Regions from separate parts of the Mus musculus genome. Here region 1 is linked to region 2. A link is a contact called in ENCODE Hi-C or POLR2A ChIA-PET data. All regions are on one chromosome and are shown on one strand. Each heading gives the region's core, a stretch centred on a gene start or an enhancer-like site at or near the end of the contact. The rest is flanking DNA. Distances are from core to core; before and after follow the strand shown.

Region 1 (5,774 bases), core at 3,140-5,639, 33 kb before region 2:
GCAGCTTATAAAGAAACAAGCTCCCTGTGGGCCACAGTTCTCAAGGCTCTATGTCCCAGATTGGACATGTTGTGGCTACCCAAAATGCTCAAGGGTCCCACAATGCTGCTCTGGGTTCTTTTCACACATTCCATAGGCCACACCTTTAAATATCCCATCCCCACCTCTCCACACACCCCCACCCCAACCCCGTGCACATCAACCTATATCCAAACTACACAGGGGCCAGGTTATTCCTCAATAACCCATGGCTACCCATGATGCTAGAATAAAATAGAAGTTGCTTGCTATCCAGCGTGCACCTGCCCTTTCTTGCCTCAGTTTCCTGGGCCGGGACACCAGATAAGTCAAAGGATCAAACTGAGACTCTCTAGTCAAAGGGTGGACTAAAACTAAATTATCCCACGATCATGCCAAAGTGCTTAGCACAGTACTTGGTACAGAGCAAACGCCACCTGCCATCACTGCTATAGCAGCACACCACTTCAGTGTGCTCCAGGACGGACACACACACACACACACCCACACACACCCACACACCCACACACACACACATCCTACCCACACCACCAATCCCATCCCTTATTCTGGGCCTGGCATTCTCTCAGAGTGAATCTTAGGGATGGTAGACAGATTGTTTCCCTTTATCCCCACAATGAAAAGCCCAGCCAGGCTATCACAGTATAATAACAGTCAACATGAGATAAAATCAGGCAGACAGCACCCATAAGGCCCACGGGGCAGACTCCAATGGAGAAGAAAGAGCCCCATTGTTTGAGCACAGCCTCGGGGAACAAGAATGCAGAGAAGCAGGCATTGTTTGGAGGAAAGAATCTGCAGGCTCAGAGCCAACTGTGAAAGAGCAACTCGGCCTTGGAGAGGCCTCAGGGGAGTTCTCCACACCTTCCTTCCAGACTTGAGTAGAACCCACCTACCCTAGAAGCTCCACCCTGCACCCACCTTCAAGTCCATGGAAGCCAGGAAGTAAGCACTGGACACACATACACATACACACACACACACACACACACACACACACACCACCCTAGGAGGCTTATAAAACACAGATGCTGAGTCCTACCCAGGTCAAGGAAGTTTGAGTGAAGGCAAAACACTCCTTTGTGTTAGTTTTTGACAGTTTCTCGTGTAGCTCAAGCTGGTCTCAAACCCCTAAGTAACCTTGAACTTCTGGCCCTCTTGCCTCTACCTCCCAAGTGCCAGGATGTTGTTGGTCCGTGAAAGGCAGCCTGGTTCCTGGTCGAGCACAGGCTTGAAATCCCGGTGACCCTGTAGGGATGGTACTAGGACGCACTCCAGGACACTAGGCTCCTAACATGAGGCCGCAGCCCTCCATAGATTGGTGTCCTTCAGTCACATAAGGGCAATGCCCCAAGCCCCTCCACAGGTAGAAGATGTGACTGACTTGTGGTCACACAGCCTCAAGACAGATCTCCATTTTAGTGAGGTACCTAAAGGCCTGGAGCCAATAAACTCCCCTTCCCAGACACTCCTCCCTGCAAAAGGTATTTAACCTCAGGCCCGCCCTGAGAAGTACGGTATGGTTTTCAGTCATCCACTTTCCACCATTGACAATGAATGTCTTAAAACCATGGACACTCTTTTTCATCAGGATCCACCATGGGGAGCAATGGAACAGGCCTTTGCCTAAAGAGCCGGCTGCCTAATCTCCCACAGAAGGTTTCTCAGTGCTCCCAGCCTCCGTCCCCACCAAGCCAAGCCAAACAAGCCAAGGGCTCTCTCCTCCCCGCAGGACCTAGCAAGGAGTTCTCCCCTCTTTTCCCCTTCAGCTCCAGGCTAGATCCAGCCCCTGGGACCCCACTCCGTTCTCAGCTCTTCTGTGGCTCCCAGTGGTGCTTGGATATCCAAGAGCCTGAGAACCAGACAGCCCAGTCCTCCACACAGGCCCGGAGATCCCCTAGCCAGCTCCGGCTGTCCCCTGGACTGCGCTCCCCCACCCCCAAAAGGGGTGTCCTGAAGCTTCCCATAGCCTGACACCCGCCCGGCGCCAGCGTGGGGTAAGCACAATCAAAACTCCTGTGTCCCACCTCCACCCATGTCCCGAGCCCTGTGGCGGAGTGGATGTGGGACACCCCATAACCCGACATCAGGATCACAGGCACTAGGATACCTCATCTGGTTTATATGGAACTGTTGACCCGGGGCCTCATGCGTGCCAGGCAGGTGCTCTACCAACTGAGCTGCATGCCTAACTCAAGAATCTGACAGTCTCTTGAGGTGGTGCTGAGGATCCTGGGACCACACAGAGAAGGCTGAAACAGTCAGCCCTCACCCAAATTCCAACACAGGTTGGACACCACACCCCTAATGCACCCCACTTCCCAGAGGGGTCTGCTATTATTTTTACACATCTTTGACTCCTTGTGTGCTTGGACTACACTGATGTTCCTTGTGGCTTCCGGAGGCTCTAATACCAATCTCCTCAAGCCAGGGCTGCTCTAAGTATCATATTGCAAAGGCACAAGGTGGCTGTAATCACAGAACAGGGTTAGAAAGGGGAGACGTTTAATAAGAAAACAGTCTCAGCTACACATACTTGGACAGCCACATGGGCTGTGTTCTGAAAGCAGAATGAAGCGCCCAGACCCCTCGTCTTTTGTGCTCCCATTTCTCAGGTCAACCTACACCTTTCATCCTTTCTCGAAACAGCAGCGGCCGAGGGTGTCCTCCTCTAAAGGATCGTCCAGCTCATGAACCCTTGACCTTGGCACAGCCCCAAGGCCAAGGCCTTCTTAGTAGAAGGTGAGACAGACAGGATCCCCAGGGCCGGCTGCCTTCCCCAATGCATTGTCAAAGGAAACAATAAGTAAAGACACACACCCTGGCTTTCACAAAGACCAATGCAGCAAGGCCAGGGAAAGCCTTTGGCAAAACAGAGCTAGGATGGGTGGGGAGAGTTGCCTGGGGCCTAAGGCCTGGGGCTCACGTGGCCAAGTCATACAAGGTAAAGGGCGGTAGCTGTCATGAACCCAGCTAAGTTAACTTCCTTAGCTCTTCTGTGTGTGTGTATGTGTGTGTGTGTGTGTGTGTGTGTGTGAGAGAGAGAGAGACAGACAGACAGACAGACAGAGAATATGTGTGTGTGTGTGTGTGTGTGTGTATGTATATGTATATAAATAGAGAGGGGAGTGGGGGAGGAACAAAAGGGGGAGGGGGACAGAGAGGGTGGAGGAAGGAGAGAAAGGGAGCGGGGAGAGAGAAAGAGGGAGAGAGGGAGAAATAGAGAGAATGTGTGTATATACATATATATGTAAATATAGACAGGAGAGAGGGGAATGGGGGAGGGAGAGAAGGGGGAAGGGGCAGAGAGGGTGGGGGAGGGAGAGGAAGGGGGTAGGGAAGAAAGAGGGAGAGCGGGGGGGGGGGGGGGGGGGGGAATATTGCACAGGCATGGGGACTTCAGAACCACAGCACCTCGGAGGAAAAAGGTTAGGCACAGAAGTGCAAACCTGCAGCCCCAACGCTATGAAGACGGAGGTGGGCAGATCCCAGGGCCTCTACAAAGTTACAAAGTTACTGAGTTCCACGTTCAGGTGGAGGGCAGAACAATAAGAAAGACACCTGGCATTGATCTCTGACTGGCTGTCCCCTGCACCTGTGAGCATGTGTATACACACTCTCATGCAGAGAGAGAGACAGAGAAAGATAAGAGACAGACAGACAAATACACAAGCCAGCCAAGTGGTCCCTCATCGTCCCTTAACTCTCAGGAGACCTTGAGAGAGAGAAGCGTTTAAAGAGTTAAAGCCTGTAAGAGAGGACAAAACCTTTGATTAATTTGGAAGCATGCAAAGCCACTAAGGAGACAAAGCCTGAGGCTGCCTGGGAGGAGCGAGAAAGTTGAGAACCCGTGGGACTGCACTATGGAGATGCTGAGAACTGGTCTGCGGTCTACAGGAAGGAGGACTGTGCCCCCATTCCAGCTCCTCATCGCTTCCACAAACACCCACCCGGGCAGTGGTCCAGCAGAGACTGGAGATGAATCTGAAATGGAGTCTGTGGGCTCTGCAGTGGCACAGACACAAAAGAAGGCAAGGGGGCTGGGGAGAGGACTGGTGGACAGGACACGGGGCTTGAGGAAGGTACTGGAAGGGGTGGAGCTGAGGGGCTGGATCCCCAGCACTGAAAAAATACAATTAAAGAGTAAAATAAGTAAAAGGGCAGGTCTGACAATATACTATAGACAGGGTTACATGTAAATCTATACACTTAACATGTGAGACCAGGTCGTCTCTCCCTACACACCCGCACACACCCTCCCTTGCTCAAATCAAATGACAGGATACAGGCAGCATCCTTCAAGGGAACCCAACAGCCCAAGACAAAGGAACTACCAGCCACTGACTCCCAGAATCCCCAGTGAAAACCTGTCCAGTACCCTGTCACTTAAGGTCCAGCCTGCAGCCACCCATGCTGTTCCCACAGCCTCCAACAGCCCCCTGGGAAGAGGCCTATCAGACATGAGAGGAAAACCTCCCCTCCAGATTCTAGACACGGAGACAATGGAATGGCAGAACTGAAGAATCAGGGACAATACGGGCAACAGAAAAGAGCTTCAAAGAAGGAGACTGTAACAGGAAAACCCAGCTGAACACTATTCCCAAATAGAAGAAGAGAAGGATTAGGAAGATGCGACAGAGCTTGTAGAAACTCACAGTTTGAAGGTCTGGAGATCCCCAGCAACCACATAGAAAGGCCAGTGGTGGCTTTGTGTGCCTGTTACCTCACACTGAGGGACAGAGAAAGGTGGATCCAGGCAGTCACCTAGCCAGGCAGTGAGTTTCTAGATCAGTGAGAGCCTGCCATGGGCCAGTGAGTGACAGAAGACATCTTTCTCCCCAGTGCTGGACTTCGGGTGGCACTGGGTGTGGGGCACAGGCCTCATGCATGCCGGGCAAGCATCAGCCAACTGGTTTATCCCTCCAGCCCCTGCCAAAGCAAGTCTTACCGAGTCTACCATTTTACCTTCTGGGACGGACTACACAGTTGGCTTTTATGAGCACAATTATCTCTGAAGCACCTGAAGATAATTCCGATATAACACTTTTCAAACGGTTTTGCTTTGTTGAAAGAATGACCTAATATTTGGCTGCAGTTAACGAATGTATCTGACTCTGAAGTATTGTTATCCTGGGTTATGTGTGTGTACATGGGCGCACGTGCGCGCGCACACACACACACACACACACACACACACACACACACACACACACATTGAACTTCTACTATCTGTTTTAAGGTCCAAGCTCTGAGCAAGCTCAGGTCCAGGCACTAGGATTTCTCTCCGGGCCATGGGAGCTGGATGATTTTATCTGTGATCCATTCAAAACTAGTTCTAGCTAGGTCTGCTGACACACACCTAATCTCACAAGGCTAAATTCATGACAAACCTGGGCTACATGTCTCAAGACAACAACCAGCGGGGCAGTGGTGGCACACGCCTATAATCCTAGCGCTTGGGAGGCAGAGGCAGGTGGATTTCTGAGTTCGAGGCCAGCCTGGTCTACAGAGTGAGTTCCAGGACAGCCAGGGCTACACAGAGAAACCCTGTCTCGAAAAACCAAACCAAAACAAAACAAAAAACAAACAACAACCAAAAATAATAGGAGGACTTTCAGCCAGGTATAGGGTTACACTGTAGTGTAGCACTCAAGAGGCTGAGGTAGGAGAACTGTTGCTAGTGTGAGGCCAGCCTAGGCTAAGTAGTAGATAGGCCAACCACAGCTACATAGGGC
Region 2 (5,623 bases), core at 2,371-4,870:
GGTCCGTGGCTTCGTGAAAGGCAGGCAAGAGCAGGTGGCACACACGGGCCTTGGATCTTACACGCCAGCTGCCACTCGGCCACTGTGCCTTGTGACACTTCTGCTTGGTGTGAATGACCCAAAACTTTAGACCCACTGAACAACAAAACAAGAGTAGATGGGTGAGTGTGTAAAAGATCCAACTAAGAACTGGGCAGATTGGTGGGTGAATTCTAACTCAGCAAGACTGGGCTGGAGCTGGGCTCACTTGATGGAGTGCTTCTCCAGCACACACGGAGGCCTGATTTGGTCCCCAAGCACTAAAACCTGACGTGGTGGTGGACTCCTATAATCTCAGCACTCAGGAGGGTCAGAAGTGCAGTCATCTTTAGCCACATGACAAGTCTGAGGCCAGCCTGGGCTACATGAGACCGATCATAAACCAGCAGTCATCCATCTTTGCATATATGTGTCTGTGCGAACATATGCATATGTATATGTGTACAGTCATATATACATAAGCATATTCATGTCTGTGTATATGTGCATATACGTGAGTGGGTATACGCATATATGTGTATGTATACGTATATGCCTGCATACCTATGTATACATAAACAATACCTATCTTGCTGATGTCTTAGCTCCCTGTAGAGGCAGGCGGGGAGTGTTCCCGGCTGACTACACTTGGGGCTGTTCTCTTGGCTGCTGATAGAGAATAGCAAGTCAGTCCTTCCTCTCTTCAGCCCCTCCCACTTTACAGTTCATTGCCCAGGATTAAAGGAAAATGGGGTTGGGGGAGGAGTGGACTCGACGATCTTTCCTAAAAAACACTAAGCCCTTTCCTTTCACTGCCTGGCAGGGGCGAATGCAAGGAACACTGAGCCCCAGCTCTATCCAGCAGGGAAGGGACTTACTCCGCCCAATGTCCACAAGGTCTGGTCAGCTCAGAAAAGAACCTGTCTGCGTAAGCACATGGCGATGATGGCGATGGCTCTGTGCACACTGCCTGGAGACGTGCTGAAAATGCAGGCTCGGATTTAGCAGGGCTAATATTCTGCAGATCTAAGAAGTCTCCAGGTTGACAGGATGAAGGTGATGGTGGTGGTGGTGGTGATGGTGGTGATGGCAGTGGTAACAGCGGCAATCGAGGACAACTATGACCAAGATGCCCCCCGCCCTGGCCCCATTCTGAGAAATGAACCCTCTATGTTCCTGAGGTCTGCCTGTGCCACTACAACAGGGACCGAAATTTACACAGAAAACAGTGGAGGCTAAGTTCCCCCCATTAAGTACTACCCTCTTAAGCTGCTCCTCCTCAGGACACAACCGCCTCCTGCCACCGTGAAGCAGAGCTCTTAGCTTCTTGGCACAGATGAGGTCTCTCAGCTTGGACTTATCCCTGGGAAGACGGCTGACACTCCTGCAGCTTAGAAGACTCTGTCCCTACTCCCAGAGAAGTCTCCTGAGATCTTCAGACAAGCAAGTCTGGGACAGCTCCCACACCCCCACATAAACACCTCAGCCAAGTGAGGCCAAACTACATCTAGCATTAGAGAGACTTCTTCTCTTTGGCCACATCCCAAACCGGAAATAATTTCTTCAGGATAGAGGTGAGCCTGTATGAGGCCAACGGGCTGTACTGTTTTCTAAAAGCCGGTGCTGGAGAGATGGCTCAGCAGTTAAGAACAAATGTTGCTCTTACAGAAGACTAGGTCTAGCCAGGCAATGGTTGCACATGCCTTTAATCCCAGCACTTGGGAGGCAGAGGCAGGCGGATTTCTGAGTTTGAGGCCAGCCTGGTCTACAGAGTGAGTTCCAAGATAGTCAGGGCTACACAGAGAAACCCTGTCTCGAAAAACTGAAAAAAAAAAGAGGAGGAGGAGGAGGAGGAGGAGGAGGAGGAGGAGGAGGAGGAGGAGGAGGAGGAGACTAGGTCTCTCAGACCCCAGCATCCACATCAAATGGCCAAGACACTTCAGCTCTGGGGGGACTCTAACGCCCTCTTCTGACCACCTCAGGTACTGCATTCATGAGCAAGTTCACAGAGATAAACATACACACATAGCTTTTAAAACTAAATAAGACCCTGACCTCTCCCAGAATGTTCGATGGAGCAAATTGTCGGGTCCCACCACACATATTCTTGCTTAGAAAGAGCTGCCTAGCCGGGCGTGGTGGCTCACGCCTTTAATCCCAGCACTCGGGAGGCAGAGGCAGGCGGATTTCTGAGTTCAAGGCCAGCCTGGTCTACAGAGTGAGTTCCAGGACAGCCAGGGCTATACAGAGAAACCATGTCTCGAAAAACCAAAAAAAAGAAAAAAGAAAAAAGAAAGAGCTGCCTAAAAGGGCTCCCTTATTCCACCAACCAACCGGGAAAGTCAGAGTCTATAACACAGTGGCTCCTCCTGTGTAGACAGGCTCTTCAAATCCAAAGTCTGACTAATAGTGATATTACAGATATAAATCGCTTTGAAGCAACACAGTGAGTGTGGGATTCCCGTCAGCTCGTCCCCGTAAACCTGCCAGAGGATGGAGGCATATTTCAATCAACATGATCGGGTTATCTAGAACTAAAGTCCAGGAATCAAGGCTGAGAACAGTGACACTGAGGTACCGGGAAGAGTGGGTAAGGTGAGGGCACAAAGTTCAGAAGATACGGTCAAGTCGTACAGTTCTCACATTCGGGGCTATCTCCAACTGACTCTCTCTCTCTTTTTTTTTTTTAATGTTAGTGTATGGATGATGTGCATATGTGTGTTCACGTGGGTACATGCGTGTGCATATGGAGGCCAGATGACGACCTCAAGGGTCATTCCTTAGAAACTGTCTGCCTCGCGTCTTGACACAAGGGTCTCTCACTAGTGTGGAGCTCAACAACTGAGCTGAACTGATTGGCCAGAGAGCCCCAGGGATCCATTTATCTATCCTGCCTCAGTGCCAGAATGACCCAGGTGACCCAAAATGACCCAGATGACCCAGAATGATCATCTGAGGCCACCACGCGTGGATGAAGCACGAGTCGCACTTTACTGATCTCAGCCATCTACTCATCCCTGATTCTTAAGAAAGACGAGAAGGAGAAGGAGAGAGAAGATGAGAGGAAGCAGAGAGACAGAGAGAAGCCAAGACTGAGCAGGGGGAAAGGTTGGTTTACAGTCTCCCGGACACACGCAGCACGGTCTAACTCGGCAATCCAGGTCATTTATATTGTGGTGGCTACTCTGACATCCCTAGTTATTCACAGTGTCCACTTCCGGCTTGGCACAACACTCTCTCTGGTGAACTCTCTTCTGCTCTTGAATGTCCTGATGCGCCAGACATCTAGAGCCCGAGGACGGCCTGGAAATGAGCCGCCTCTGGGCCTCTCAGGCTGGGAGTGTGCATGCATCACTCTCCAGGGTCAACGTAGGAAGGAAGACTGACACACAGGAGGCTAAGAATCCCATCCCTGACGGGGAGGTGAGTGGGGAAGGGCAAGCATGGTGGGAGATGGGGACCCCGAGAGGCCACGTTTTCAACCGTAAGCACAAAACAGGGAAGGAACCGGATGAAGTGGGACACAGAGCCCACCCCTAGTGACACATTTCCTCCTGCAAGGCCTCACTGAGTAAACTTCCCCAAACAGCACCACCACCTGGGAACCAGTGTGCAAATGCCTGAGCCTCCAGGGCACAGCTTTCAGGTGTTGGGGAAGGCAGGATGCATTTTCTGTAAGCCCTTCTCAATTCAGATGTTAAAGTACCTTTACTTCAAAGCAAGAAGAGTCCTGGCTGGGTGCAGTGGCTCTGGCCTGTGGTCCCTGCAGCGGGGAGGCTGAGGCTGGAGCACCTTGAGTCCAGGAGTGACAACTAGCTTAGAGCAACATAATGACATTCTCAAATAGCAAGCAGGACAAATCCACACAGTGTGCTGGCATATGCCTGTATCCCAGCCCTTGGGAGGTGGAGGCAGAGGGATTAGGAGTTCAAGATTAACCTTGGCTCCATAGCAAGTCTGCTGTCAGCCTGGACTGCACAAGACCCTCCCTACCCCTCAGACCCACCAAAAAAAAAAAAAAAAAAAAAAAAAAAAAAAAAAAAAACCCTGAATTCTATTTTCTGGTCTTCATCACAGTAATCATTAACTCAGAAAAGCATCAGAGGCCACGGCTAAGCTCCCAGACCCTCTGCCAACTTCTTGAGCCTTGAAGGCCACAGGAATGAATTAGAAGCATCAAGATAAGCCACTTTGCAGTGTGACACTGTTTATAGCCAGCAGCCACCTGAGAAGCCACTGCCCCCAGCAGTCAGAAAGCTGCACCTTGTAAAGTTCTTAGAACGATGAGGCCTTTGGAACAGGTGGCCTGGGAGCTTTCCGGCTGGCCCAAAGCCTGGACAAGGATTCTGAGATGCCCACACACCATCTCACCTGGTCTCTGGTGCACTAGCCGCAGCGCTCTAAGTAAGCAAGCTTCCCCATCAGCGGTGCCACACAGCCATTCAGAGAAAGCAAAGTCCGGCCTAGACCTTCAGATAAACGTGCTGGCGCTCACGTACACCACATGCTTAGACGGACCTTTTCAAGACTGAAAGCGACCCCCACTTGGATACCCACCCCCCAAGAGGGCAAGCTGGATCGAGGATCATTGTTCAGAAAGAAAGAAGACAGAGGCGGAGCCAGGACACTCATTCATCCCACCCGGCAGACTTAACCCCAGACGGCAAAGTGAAGTTGACGATCCCTGCGGCCCTTCCCGTGGAGACGGGTCTTCTAATATCTCTGAAAAAGAGCATCCTTTGTCCCTCCGTTTTCAAACACATGGGGCATAGGCTCAGCCTGGAGACGCCGGCCACTGCAATGTCCTCGAGTTTGTCAAGCTTGTAGGGCAGAGACCAAAAGTGCTTCAAAGGCCTGTGTGTGGAGGGCTCCATCTGGGGAGCCCTCAAGAAGGTGAGAGGGAAGACTCACCACTCTGTGGAGTTGACCTCTGACCTCTAGACATTGTCATACACACGGTAATAAGAGAAAACGAAAAAGGTCTGATTGTGTGTCTACAACCTATAGTGAGTTTAAAAGAGTGCCTCACCATCCAAGCCTCCCTTACGGAACCTGCCCGCTCACCCACTGTCTTATCAGATGCCTGGAGTAACTCAACAATTAGGCCTTTATAAAGTGCCCAAGCCTAGAGGAGCAGGAGGCCTGCTCTGCACCTGGGAGCTGGAGGTCAAGGTCGGGGAGCGCAGGTGGCTTGTGCCAGAACCATCCAGCAACGAAGAGGATGCCGGGTGTGCAAGACCAGAGGCAGCCTCAGACTGGTGAGAAAGAAGTCTTCATTCAACGGCTCACCGACAAACAGAGGCAGCCATTTGGAAACTGAAAGTTTGAAACCCCTTTCACTGTGAATCATGAGCCATGTCACTGTCAAAACCTGACTTGACACAGACTATAAACCTATAAAAGTTATCATTACCATAATATGTCTTAATTATTCCCACCAGGACTTTTCAAAAGTTACAACACTACAAGCTCAGTCAGACCTGAGAGCCCTCCATTGACCTATAAACTTTCATAGCAAACAAACTAACAAACAAAACCACTAACTCTGTATTCCTTCCATTGGTCCAGTTGAGTTTGAGGGACCAGGATACATGGGACAGGCAGG

The links. A loop is a pair of places that touch in the nucleus more often than their neighbours do. ChIA-PET counts read pairs that join two places held with the same protein, here RNA polymerase II (POLR2A).
Region 1: a loop to region 2 is called in a map of heart, with 3 times the contacts of the local background. The contact joins two enhancer-like sites. A Hi-C loop is called at or near these places in 8 of 37 maps with a recorded cell type or tissue (T-helper 2 cell, gastrocnemius, heart and 2 more). POLR2A ChIA-PET finds 5 or more read pairs at or near these places in 4 of 5 experiments (Patski and embryonic stem cell).

What each region holds. Positions count from the first base shown.
Region 1 is chr9:121,332,851-121,338,624 of GRCm38, reverse strand. It overlaps a transcript of Trak1 not described here. Among named protein-coding and RNA genes, the nearest start is that of Trak1, 31 kb to the left of the region's middle. Within about 2 kb of position 4,389, at least 1 of the 3 ENCODE cell types and tissues checked has a DNase peak (open chromatin) inside an H3K27ac peak, as active enhancers do; it is heart, where a contact is called at or near this core.
Region 2 is chr9:121,299,113-121,304,735 of GRCm38, reverse strand. It overlaps a transcript of Trak1 not described here. Among named protein-coding and RNA genes, the nearest start is that of Gm34655, 24 kb to the right of the region's middle. Within about 2 kb of position 3,620, at least 1 of the 3 ENCODE cell types and tissues checked has a DNase peak (open chromatin) inside an H3K27ac peak, as active enhancers do; it is heart, where a contact is called at or near this core.